Regions from separate parts of the Homo sapiens genome. Here region 2 is linked to region 1. A link is a loop called in an ENCODE intact Hi-C map of the cell type or tissue named here. Cell type or tissue: heart right ventricle. All regions are shown on one strand. Links, peaks and the distances in the headings refer to the core of each region. The heading gives the core; the rest is flanking DNA.

Region 1 (5,386 bases), core at 687-4,686:
TGCAACCATTCCTGAAGCAAGAGCTCTGCATGGACTCTGCCTCCCTCTTTGTGAGGTCAGTTGTGTTGCATTTTCTTCCCATCATCTGTAACTGCAGGTTACAGCTGTTAATAGTCCTGCAGTTACAGATGATGGGACTATTAACAGATGGGAAGTTACAGATGATGGGACTATTTGCAGTTACAGATTATGGGACTATTAACAGCTGTTGTGAATAGTCCTCTGCTGCTGTTCACACCCTCAGGACTCAGTTTCCCCATCACTCAGTAAAGGAATTGGGCTGGATAAAGTCCAACGGCAGACCCAGCTATGGCATTCCAAATTTTTACGAAACCCGAGGGCCTGGTGAGAATCGGAGCTCTCAGAGTCAGCCAGGGATTTTTCTTGCTGAGTCCCCAGGTTCCCCAGGGATGCTGAGATGGCAAACAGTGGGAGGAATATTGACAACATCAAGTCAATCTTAGCTGTCGCTTATGTGCCTGCTGGGAGATCTAGTTCAGGAAAAACTGTGCCAGGGGAGGAAAGAGCTTCTTGCTGAGCCCAGGGATTGCTCAAGGACAGGAGGAGATCCTCATGTTGACAGTGATGCCCACGGGCTCACAATAATCTCTCTCAGTTTTGTAAAATGCATTCTTATCTACTTGAACATCTCATGGCACTGGGTGGGAAGCAGGACCCAGGAGGACAGGGCAGCCCAGAGAGGTTAAGTGGCTCGCCTGAGGTCACACAGCCATTACAGGGCTAAGCCAGGGCTTGAACACATCTCCACATGCTCAATCTCCAATCTCCCCAGACAGCCCTGTGCCCCTGACTCAAGTGTGGCCAGGTGTGGTGGCTGAGCTGATGTTGGACACTTCTGGATGACCATACATGGCTACCTGGGTGGAATCTTCCTTTATATGACCTCCCAGGAGGGGAGGGGAGGGGAAGGGCAGGGGAGTGGCCATTGCACGCAGCCGCAAGGTAGCATTGTGGCCACACAGACTCTGGCTTCACAACTCAGGGCCGTGGGACCTGGGACCTGGGGCCAGTGACCTCACCTGTAAGTCAGACATTAACAAGAGTCCCTATCTCACAGCCTGAGGTGCAGTATAAATCAGCTACAGAGCTGCTTGGGGGTGCCAGGCACACAGCGAGTGTTACGAGTGTTACGTGAGGGTATCTGAATAACCTATTTGCAGACAGAACATGCTTCAGGATAGACAAGTCCCTCGAGGGTCTCAGCTGTCATCTAAAACCTTGGCCCTGACTCAGGCCCCTGGAGGATCCCAGATCATCTGCATTGTCCACACAGAAAGCAGCCTTCTTTCCTCTTGGCATTTGTATCTGAGCTCGCCTTGCCCCTCATCAGGCCTGCCCTTTCTCAGCAGGCCTCATCGTTTCAGGCCTCCTAAGCCAGCCTCTCAGCCCACCTCTTTCAGGAAGCCCTCCCTGATTCACATCTGTGTCCCTGCCTTCAGCTTCTCTCCAGTGCTCACAAGCCCTGTGACTGGGCCTCTAGTTCTGCCTCCACCACTAACCCCAATGCCCTGGGTGGCTCCAGGTAAGTCGCTTCACCTCCCTGGGCCTCAGTTACTTCATCTGACAAATGGGCGTGACCATCCTGCCTGGTATCTCACATGATTGTGATGCAGATTGAGTGAGTGTGTGGTTGGGTGGGAAACTGCTTTGGAATGTGGAAGCCACAGGAGGACTGAGGCCGCCATAACCCTTGTGTGGCTGAGGGTTCTGGCCACTGGGTCCCGAGGGCAGATGTGCTCCATGGTCGAGTCTAGCACATCGGAGCTGTGACACCTCGGGCGAGTCTCATGGCCTCGAGGAGGTGCATTCCTTACCCGTGCAACAGGAAGAGCCGTGTTACCCGCCTCTCAGTGGGGTGTGGGGTTAGATGGGAGGAAATACCCACACATAGCAGGGGTGGGTGGCCCTCGTCCATCACTAGGACTGACAGATGGGGGTGGGGTGGTGCCACACGGGTCTCGCTGTCCAGACTGTGCCGTGTCTTCCCTCCCCCCCGGGTCTCTCCCAGGCCGGGCACCCTGTGATGGATCATGGCGGTGTCTCACTGAGCTCCCTGACATCTCCCTGTGGATTTTTGCAGAGTTCTCCCTTTTTGTCAAAACGCCAGCTTGGATTTCTGCCAAGCATGACACAATCTGGGAGAAGAGTGACAACCACTAAACGCTGTCAGGATGCAGCGGAGGCAGGAGTGAGGGCACAAGGATGCTGAGAAGCAGGAGCAGACGTGGGCCTGGGAACAAGGGGGACGCTCGACAGGGCCTGTCTCCCAAGCCCGGCCGAGGACAGGCCACCGGGCGGCCGTCAGGAGGACCTCAGAGGGGCAAGCGCCCAGGAGAGGAGGTGCTGTGACTGCCTCATAGAGTCTGATGGCACCTCAGTCCCCTGAAGCTGCCACAGCTGCGATACCAGTGCCAGAGCCCGTCTTTTGGGCACTTGCTGTGTCCCTTTATCCTCATAACAACCTTCTGAGGGAGGTTCTTTTATTACTCTTTTATTTAAAAAAAAAAACAAACAGATGAAGAAATGAAGACTCAGAGAGGTTGAGGAACTTGTCCAAGGACACACAGCTAGGAAGGGGATAGGAGAGACTATTGTCAAGCTCCTAAGCAAGCTACCAAGGGACCAAGACACTAAAAAATGAATTGTCTCCAAGATGGGGAGGGGAGTACTGGGAGTGGAAAGGGAAACTTCTGTTCCCAAGGCCAAGGTTAATTCCATCCTCGGCCACTTCTGAGGTCACCTGCAGCTGCAGTGGTGAGTTCTCAGGCCAGCAGGTAGCGGCCCACCTCAAGGGCTTACTGTCCCCGGCCTTCTGGCCTGAAGGCTTCTTCTGGGGCTGTGGGAGCTGGCTCAGCCCTCCTGTGGAGCCATCTGGAGCTCCTATGGACATCCAACTCCCAAGCAAGGGATTAACACCGCCAGCTCCGGTCCCTCAGTGGACTGTCCTGAGGTGCATTCAGCATGGGTTCCTCAGAGTCACCAGTGAGATTGAGGCCCAGTCATACCCTCCTCTGTCTTATTCCCCACACCCCTCATTTTTGCTTCCTAGGAACCCTTCCCAAGCCCTTGTGTCAGGTTCTGCCTTCAAATCACCCCAGGTTAGGACACAAAACCAAGTCCCTCCAGAGGTGCTGAGCCCAAGCCTGCCTCTTGGACACACCTGCGGAAGCAGGTAGAGACCCTCACAGGCTCTGCAAGCTTCAGAGGGGCAGAGCTGGCTCATGGTGACTGAGCCTGAGGCAGTAGGAAACACAGCAGAGCATGTCCAGTGGTACTGGAGGAAGGGCAGGCCCAGCAGTCAGCCCGTCTGCCCTAAAGCTAGGCTCAAGGAACTGCGCTGAGGTAGAAACTGGGTCTGAGTCACTGGGGAAAACAGAGCTTGTAAGAGAAGGTGGAATAAATAGTCTGGGACTGCAGGGGCTGAGATCAGCCTTGAGGATGTGCCAGTGAGAAACTGCAGCCTCTCCCTAGGCCAGCAAGGGGCATCAAAGGGCAGAGAGAGCCCATCTGGGTGCTGGACACTGACAGTCCCATAAGTCAATACATTGAAAAGATATCTGCATGCCCATGTTTATGGCAGCACTATTCACAATAGTCAAACTATGAAATCAACCTAAGTGCCCATCAATGGATGAATGGATAAGGAAAGTGTGGCACGCACACACAATGGAGTATTATTCAGCCATAATAAAGAATGAAATCCTATCATTTGCAGCAACATGGATGGAACTGGAGGCATTATGTTAAACTAAGCCAGGCACAGAAAGACAAATATTGCATGTTCTCACTCACACGTGGGAGCTAAAAAAAGTGGATCGCATGAAGATAGTAGATTGGTGGTTACCAGAGGCTGGGAAGAATATGGGGAGGGGTGGATGAAGAGAAGTTGATTAATTGGTACAAATATATAGTTTGATAGAAGAAATAAGACTTAGTGTCAGAGAAATAGGGTGAGTACAGTTTAGAATAATTTATCATACATGTCAAAATAGCTGAAAGAATAATTTGAATGTTTCTGGCATGAAGAATAGATAAATATTTAAGGTAATGGATAGCCCAAGTACATCAATTTGATATTTACAAATTATATGAATGTCTTATTATCACATGTACCCTGAAATGATGTATGCCTATTATGCATCAATTTAAAAAATAATAATTTATAAAAAGAACGTTGTTCTTTTTCTTACCAAAATGCCAGGGCTTTGGCTAAGGTCCTATTGCTCACTGCACAGAAAGCCCATCACTGAGTTAAGTATTGCCAGGGAAGAAGGCTTTATTCAGGTGCTACAGCTGAGGAGATGGAGATCAGTCTCAAAGCCATCTCCTCAACCAACTAAAGTTAGGGATTTATGTAGCTGGGGAGAAATGCAACTACATGTGGAAAACAGGACTTAGGAGTAAGGAAGAGGAGTTGGTCAAGAGGAAGCAGGCAGTGGGTTAGGCAATCATAAGGGGTGAGAGGTCTGGCACCTCATTGTCCAGCTTCAGTTATCTGGTGAATTTCAGCTCCTTGATACTATCTGGGGGCCCTGATGGTTGGTTTCCTGAGAAAGCAACTCAGATAAGACAAATGCAGACACGCCTGTAATTCCAGCTACTCAGGAGGCTGAGGCACGAGAATCACTTGAACCCAGGAGGTGCAGGTTGCAGTGAACCAAGATTGTGCCACTGCACGCCAGCCTGGGTAATAGAATGAGACTCTGTCCCAAAGAGAAAGAAAGAAAAAAAAAAAAACAAATGTAACTTTCTCAGGTTTTAAGACAGGGAGGGTAAATTTCTATGTTTATTCAAAAGAAACCATAAACATCACTTCTATGGGACAGTTGGGCTGGTTTCATTTCTTTGTTTCAGCAACTTGGAAGCCCAAGGCCAGGTCCATGGCTAAGCTCCAGCAATGGGAATAAATGGCATGCATTTCTGTGTGCTTATTTCACCCACAATCTCTCTTTCCTCCCGTTTCCAGCGATTTATATTGTAATTTTGCATTATGTGTATTTTTGGTAAGCTGCCTCAATGGCTTACAGGAATGGAGGGAGGCATAATTAACATATAAGCCTCACAGGTGTGCAACAGTTGACACTTCTATTCCTATTTTAATTAAAAAATAAGGATTTTTTTTCTGGAAAAGTGGGAAATATACACTGTAAATATTCAAGAAATATGGAACAATACAGAAAAGTAAAATAAACATCTCCAAGACCCAGAAACAACTGTGATAAACTCTTGGTGAGCAAATTCCAGGCATATCTCCATGAGCATAAACAGGATGTTACAGAGGAGATGGACTGACAGAAAAATATATAGGATCATATGTTTCTTTGAATTTCAGAGAAGAAATGTAAATTGTGATAAAATTGAAGGA
Region 2 (5,386 bases), core at 751-4,750, 89 kb after region 1:
CGGAAGCCTCCAAGCATCTGACAGTCGAGGATGGTGAGGTAAATGATGGTGCATCAAAATGAGGTACAATTACAAAGCTATTAACATCATGCTTTTGAGGAATTTTCAATGATGTGGGAAAATGCTGATGATATATAGTGAGTTTTTTTAAAACTCTGAATAGCTGAATAAATTGTATGATCCCAATTACATAAAATTCAATATGTGTAGTGAGAGATAAGAAGATGGGAAGGAGGAGGGAAAGGAGGAGAGGGAAAGAACCGCAAGAGGGAGAGAAACAAGGAGGAGATGGAAGAGGATGAGAAAAGGGGAAGAGGAAGGAGGAGGAGATGAAGATGATGGACAAGGAAAAGAAGAGGAGGAAGGAGATGGTGCCTTTGTACTGAGCATTTACTGCGTGCTCCGTACTACCCCATACTGTGATTCACCCCAACCCCTGGGGAGGTTCCATTGTCTTCATTCCACAGATGAGGAAAATGAAGCACAAAGAGGTTAAGTGACATGTCCAGTGTCACAGGGCTGAGCCACTGAGCCACAGTGTGAACCCAGGTCTGGCCGACCCCAACTTTTTATATTTACTAAGTTGGGGAAACTGAGGCAGGGCTGAGTGTGGGCATTTAACCTCCAGATTCAGGGTGATTTGGCAGGTTGTAAAAGGAATCCCATGAGCCTTACAGGACGTGTGGTGGTTGCAGATCACGTTACCTCTATGAGGATGGTGTCATCATCAATCCCATTTTATAGATAAGAAGACTGAGGCTGGACACAGGGGCTCATGCCTGTATCCCAATACTCTTAGAGGCTGAGGCAGGAGGATCTCTTGAGCCCAGGAGTTCAAGATGAACCTGGTAGCATAGCAAGACCGCGCTCTACTAAAAAATTTAAAAATTAGCCGGGCAGGGTGGCAAATGGCTGTGGTCCCAGCTATTCAGGAGGCTGAGGTGCAAGAATGACTTGAGCCCAGGAGACTGAGGCTGAAGTGAACCATGATTACATCACCGCACTCTAGCCTGAGCAATGGAGCAAGACCCTGTCTCAAAAAGAAGAAGAAGGAGAAAGAGAAGGAGGAGGAGGTTGGCAGTGTCTCTTCAAGATAATAGTGGAGGTGGACGCAGGTGCACCAATTCTCTTCCCCACCCTCTTACCTCTACTCTGAGTGGCTGGTCTGGGGCTGGGGAGAGATGCAGACAGGGACATAGGCTATTGGTATATCCCCTGGCAATGTCCTTACCCAAGGCCTGTGGGGATTCTGCATGCCTGCTTGTGGGGAGGAGAGAAGTGTTCTCCACTTGAGCCAGCCCAGGGTCCACCTGCAGGTACCCCCATATGACTCCATTCAAATGGGTCAGCCTCAAGGTCCTCTGAGTTAATCCATGCGTCTTCTCAAAGCTGGGGCTGCTTAGCTTAGGGATGGACAACCTAAGGGCTGCCTGGTAACCAACCTGTGACTCACATGAGCTGCTTCTGCATCCAACATCTTCTGCAAAAAGCAAACAAGAGGCAGGAGAGACTATTACTCAAGGTACCCTCAAAAGCAGAAGCCTTCCCTGCCTCACCAATGAATGACTTTTCCTAGCGCCATGTCTTCTCACCCTCTCCCCTCTTCCACCGCCAGCTCCTCTCCCTGCCTGGTCAGAGGCTCTCAAGAAACCCGGGAACAAGAACTCTACCTCTCAGGCCTGTCTGTTGACTGGCACACCTAGGAGGACTGGCACACCTAACCCCACCCTGCCCATCCTCCCAGCTGCCCTGGGGGCTTGATCCTCTCCTCCTCCTCTTATCCCCTGCTGTGCCGATGAATCTGATGCCTGCTCTAAAACATGCTGCAGCAGCTCCAGCAGGACAGGGAGGCTTCTGCAGAGGAGGAGGGAACTTAACATTTCCCTACTCCTTACCCATTCCCTCCCCATCTCTCTGCTTCCCACTCCCTCTCCTGGGGTATTTGGACTTGAGGTTTAATGCGGGCTTTGCTGTGCCTTGGCCACTGGAGTCAGGCTGTTCAGGCTCCTTCTTAGTGGAATCTCTGCTGCATCCTGTACTGTGTGCATTCACTGGGAGGAGTTGGAAGGGTTTTAATTCACTTTAATTCACCCTGTGTGTGTGTGTGCACGTGCACGCATTGAATCTTTTACAAAACACTTTTTTTCTATCCATTCTCCACAAACCAGAGAGGCTGGATGAACTATGAGTCCCATTTTACAGATGAGACAACTGAAACACACTGCTTTCTTACAGAGTTTCCACCTAGCTAGCTGTGGCAGCTGGGATGAAACTCATGTTTGATTCACAACAAATTACTGCCTCCCGCAGAGAAAGGAATCCAAAATCTCTGCAAAAGGGTGGAGGAGAGGGTCCTGAGCTGGGCAGGCTAAGGATCCTAAGTGCAAACATATCCTTTGGTCAGTGCTGGAATTGCCTCCGTCTGATCTTCTTCACTGAACCTCCCAGCTCACTCCCAACACTCCCAGTGACAGAGCAAACTCCCCATCCCGAGGACTCCCGCGACCAAGACCAGCTCTGATTACATAACCCCTCTCTTCCAATAAGCCGCAGTCTCTTCCTTCATTCCTTCGTGTAGCCATCACTCATATTGACACCTATTACGTGCCAGGTTCTGGGTGCCAGAGATACAGCAGGGAACAGGCACGGAGCTGCGTGTGTTCAAAGAAAGATACATGGAGGCAGATGAGGAAAAAGCCAGAGGCCCTGGCGGAGAGGGGGTTGATGTGGAGCCACTTTTTTTTTTTTGCAAACAGAGTCTTGCCCTGTCACCGAGGCTGGAGTGCAGTGGCATGATCTTGGCTCACTGCAACCTCCACCTCCCAGGTTCAAGCCATTCTCCTGCCTCAGCCTCCTGAGTAGCTGGGATTATAGATGCGCACCACCATGCCTGGCTAATTTTTGTATTTTTAGTAGAGATGGGGTTTCATCATGTTGGCCAGGCTGGTCTCAAACTCCTGACCTCGTGATCCACCCACCTTAGCCTCCCAAAGTGTTGGGATTACAGGTGTGAGCCACTGCGTCCCGCCTGGGGCCACTTTTGACCACGACTGGGGAGTGTACACTCTTTTATCTGATCTGTGGCTGCTCAGCTCACCTGCCCCAGGCAGCTCCAGCCAGTCTCCACCGGCCTGCTCTGAGGGATCTCCCCCAGCCTTGGGCCCCCCCAGAGTCTCAGAGGGTCTTCTCGTCCTGTGAAAGGGGCTGCTGATACTGTGGTGAGCAGCTCTGTGCCACAGCCACCCTCCATGGCCATGTCCTTGGCTTCCTGCTTGGGCCATCGTAAAAGGCAGAGCTGGCAAAGCCATTCGGGGCTCTGCCTTCCCTTCCCCTTGCCAGAAAGCTAATTGGTTTTGCAATTTAAAAACGCAGAGAACAGGCGATGCGATCACTTCTATGAAAACTTGTTCAGTAATGAAGTGTTTGCTTCCAAATGGGGTGCCTCTCAGTATATCAATCTGGGCCCCTCGCGCAGCTTGACAGAGGCAATCCTCGTCTGCCTCATTTTCCAGATTCTGATGCGGTTTGCTGGGTCCAGGAAGGACCTCGAGGCATCGCTGAAACCTGGCCCCCTGGCTCAAGTTTAGGGGCAAGTATAATTTTCTCTGTTTTAAAGAGAAGAAAATGCAGAGTCAGTGAGGTGTGGTGGCCTCCTAGGGTACACAGTGAGGCTGGGGCAGAGGAGTCCATCTCAGGCTCCTCCCACTTCCGGCCTCACTGCCCTTCCGGTTCCGCTACACATTCAAGCCAGAAAAGTCTCTCAGCTCGAAGAGAGAATGGAGCTCCTCTCACCAAAGGAAGCAGCCTGGCATATGTTAGTGTCCACTCTGTGCCAGCTCCAAGCTTGGCCCTCAATTTACATCACCGCATTCAACCTACAACAGCCTTGCAGGGGGTATCATGTTCCAGTTTCATCAAAAAGGAAACCGAGGGTCAGAGAAGAGCAGTGGCCTGACGGAGCCCACACAACTGGGGGACTAGAGCCTCAGCATCTTGCGGCTTCTGGCCAGTGTGTTTCTCACCCTGTATGTGTGGTTAAGGAACATCTTCTGAAATCAATGAGAGATAGGAGAATATTGAAGCTCTTGGTCCCTAAAAAGAGGGACAAACTTTTTAACACCTACTTTGTGCCTGAAGTGTTTTGTTTTTTGTTTTTTTTTTTCCTTTGAGACAAAGTCTCGCTCTGTTGCCCAGGCTGGAGTGCAGTGGCGCGATCTCATCTCACTGCAACCTCGGCCTCCTGGGTTCAAGCGATTCCTGCTTCAGCCTCCCAAGCAGCTTGGATTACAGGCAAGTGCCACCACACCCGGCTAATTTTTGTATTTTTAGTAGAGACGTGGTTTCACCATGTTGGCCAGGCTGGTCTCAAACTCCTGAGCTCAAGTGATTCACCTGCCTCAGCCTCCCAAAGTGCCGCGATTACAGGCATAAGCCATTGCACCCAGTCTCTGAAGAGCATTTTTAACACTGACTAGGTCCACCTTACATTTTTCTCTTAGTTAATCACTGCAGCAGCCAGCCAAGGTCGAGGCTGTCATTCCCATTTTACAGAGGAGGAAACAGAGACACAGGGAAGTACAGTAAACACACTCAGAATCACACAGAAAGCAAGTGAAGGAGGCAGAATTCAGACCCAGGTTCCCTGACTCTGAAGCCTCCTCTGGACATGGACACACCTGCTCTGTTGTCCCCATAGAGGATGGCGGGTTCCCATCACCCACTGAGAACACTTTGTCCTTAGGGAGAGGCGTGAGGTGGGGCTGATCAGCCAGTCTGTTGTGTCTCCTGGTTACAGGCTTGAATCCTGACTCTGCTGTTTTCTAGCTGTGTGATAAAAGCAAGTTACTCCCCTCTCTGGGCCTCAGTTTTCTCAGCTGTAAAATGGGTTCATATGAGGACTTTCTCACAAATACATGGTTTGGAGGACTGAGTGAGGTAGGTCTTTTAAAGGGGCTCCAGACTCCTCACACCCCAGCCCTCTCAACACACCTGGTGTCAGGATCTCCCTGGCCATGTAGGGTCCTGACCTGAACACATTTATACTTTTCTTAAGCATCCACTGTGTGCACAGAATCCATCCTAAAGTCAACTGTGCTGAGGGAAGAGTCCTCTCCCTTATTCTTGATGTGCCCCAAAGTCTTGGGGTCTTCCCAGCCCAGGGAGGTCAAACCACGTCTTGCTGTTGTTTGAATACACCAAGTACATTCCTGCCTCAGGGCCTTTGCACATTCTGTTCTCTGTCTGGAAGGCTTTTTGGAATGATTTACTCCTTCTTCACTCACTCAGGTCCTTGCTCAAATTTCCCCTCCTCAGACAGGCCTTCCCTGACCCCTGGTTCAATGTATTTCCTCACTGCGAGGTCCCTTATGTGTTCCAGAGCAGGGCA

Evidence for each region. Hi-C counts contacts between places; a loop is a spot of excess contacts. Peaks named below come from ENCODE experiments on the same cell type or tissue, not always from the same donor. Only the 100,000 strongest peaks of a DNase experiment are listed, where the experiment ranks them.
Region 2: it touches region 1 in a loop (1.9-fold over the local background); 1 of 110 quality-filtered maps calls a loop at or near these places.

What each region holds. Positions count from the first base shown.
Region 1 is chr1:30,031,441-30,036,826 of GRCh38, reverse strand. LINC01648 (long intergenic non-protein coding RNA 1648) reads left to right here. Exons shown (of 7, transcript NR_110790.1): 2 at 1-55. Among named protein-coding and RNA genes, the nearest start is that of LINC01648, 3.5 kb to the left of the region's middle. In heart right ventricle, for the core only: no CTCF peak of the experiment used is centred there; a DNase peak (open chromatin) is centred at 2,206; H3K27me3 peaks cover 1,742 bases.
Region 2 is chr1:29,942,714-29,948,099 of GRCh38, reverse strand. No RefSeq gene overlaps it. Among named protein-coding and RNA genes, the nearest start is that of LINC01648, 92 kb to the left of the region's middle. In heart right ventricle, for the core only: no CTCF peak of the experiment used is centred there; no DNase peak of the experiment used is centred there; H3K27me3 peaks cover 2,107 bases.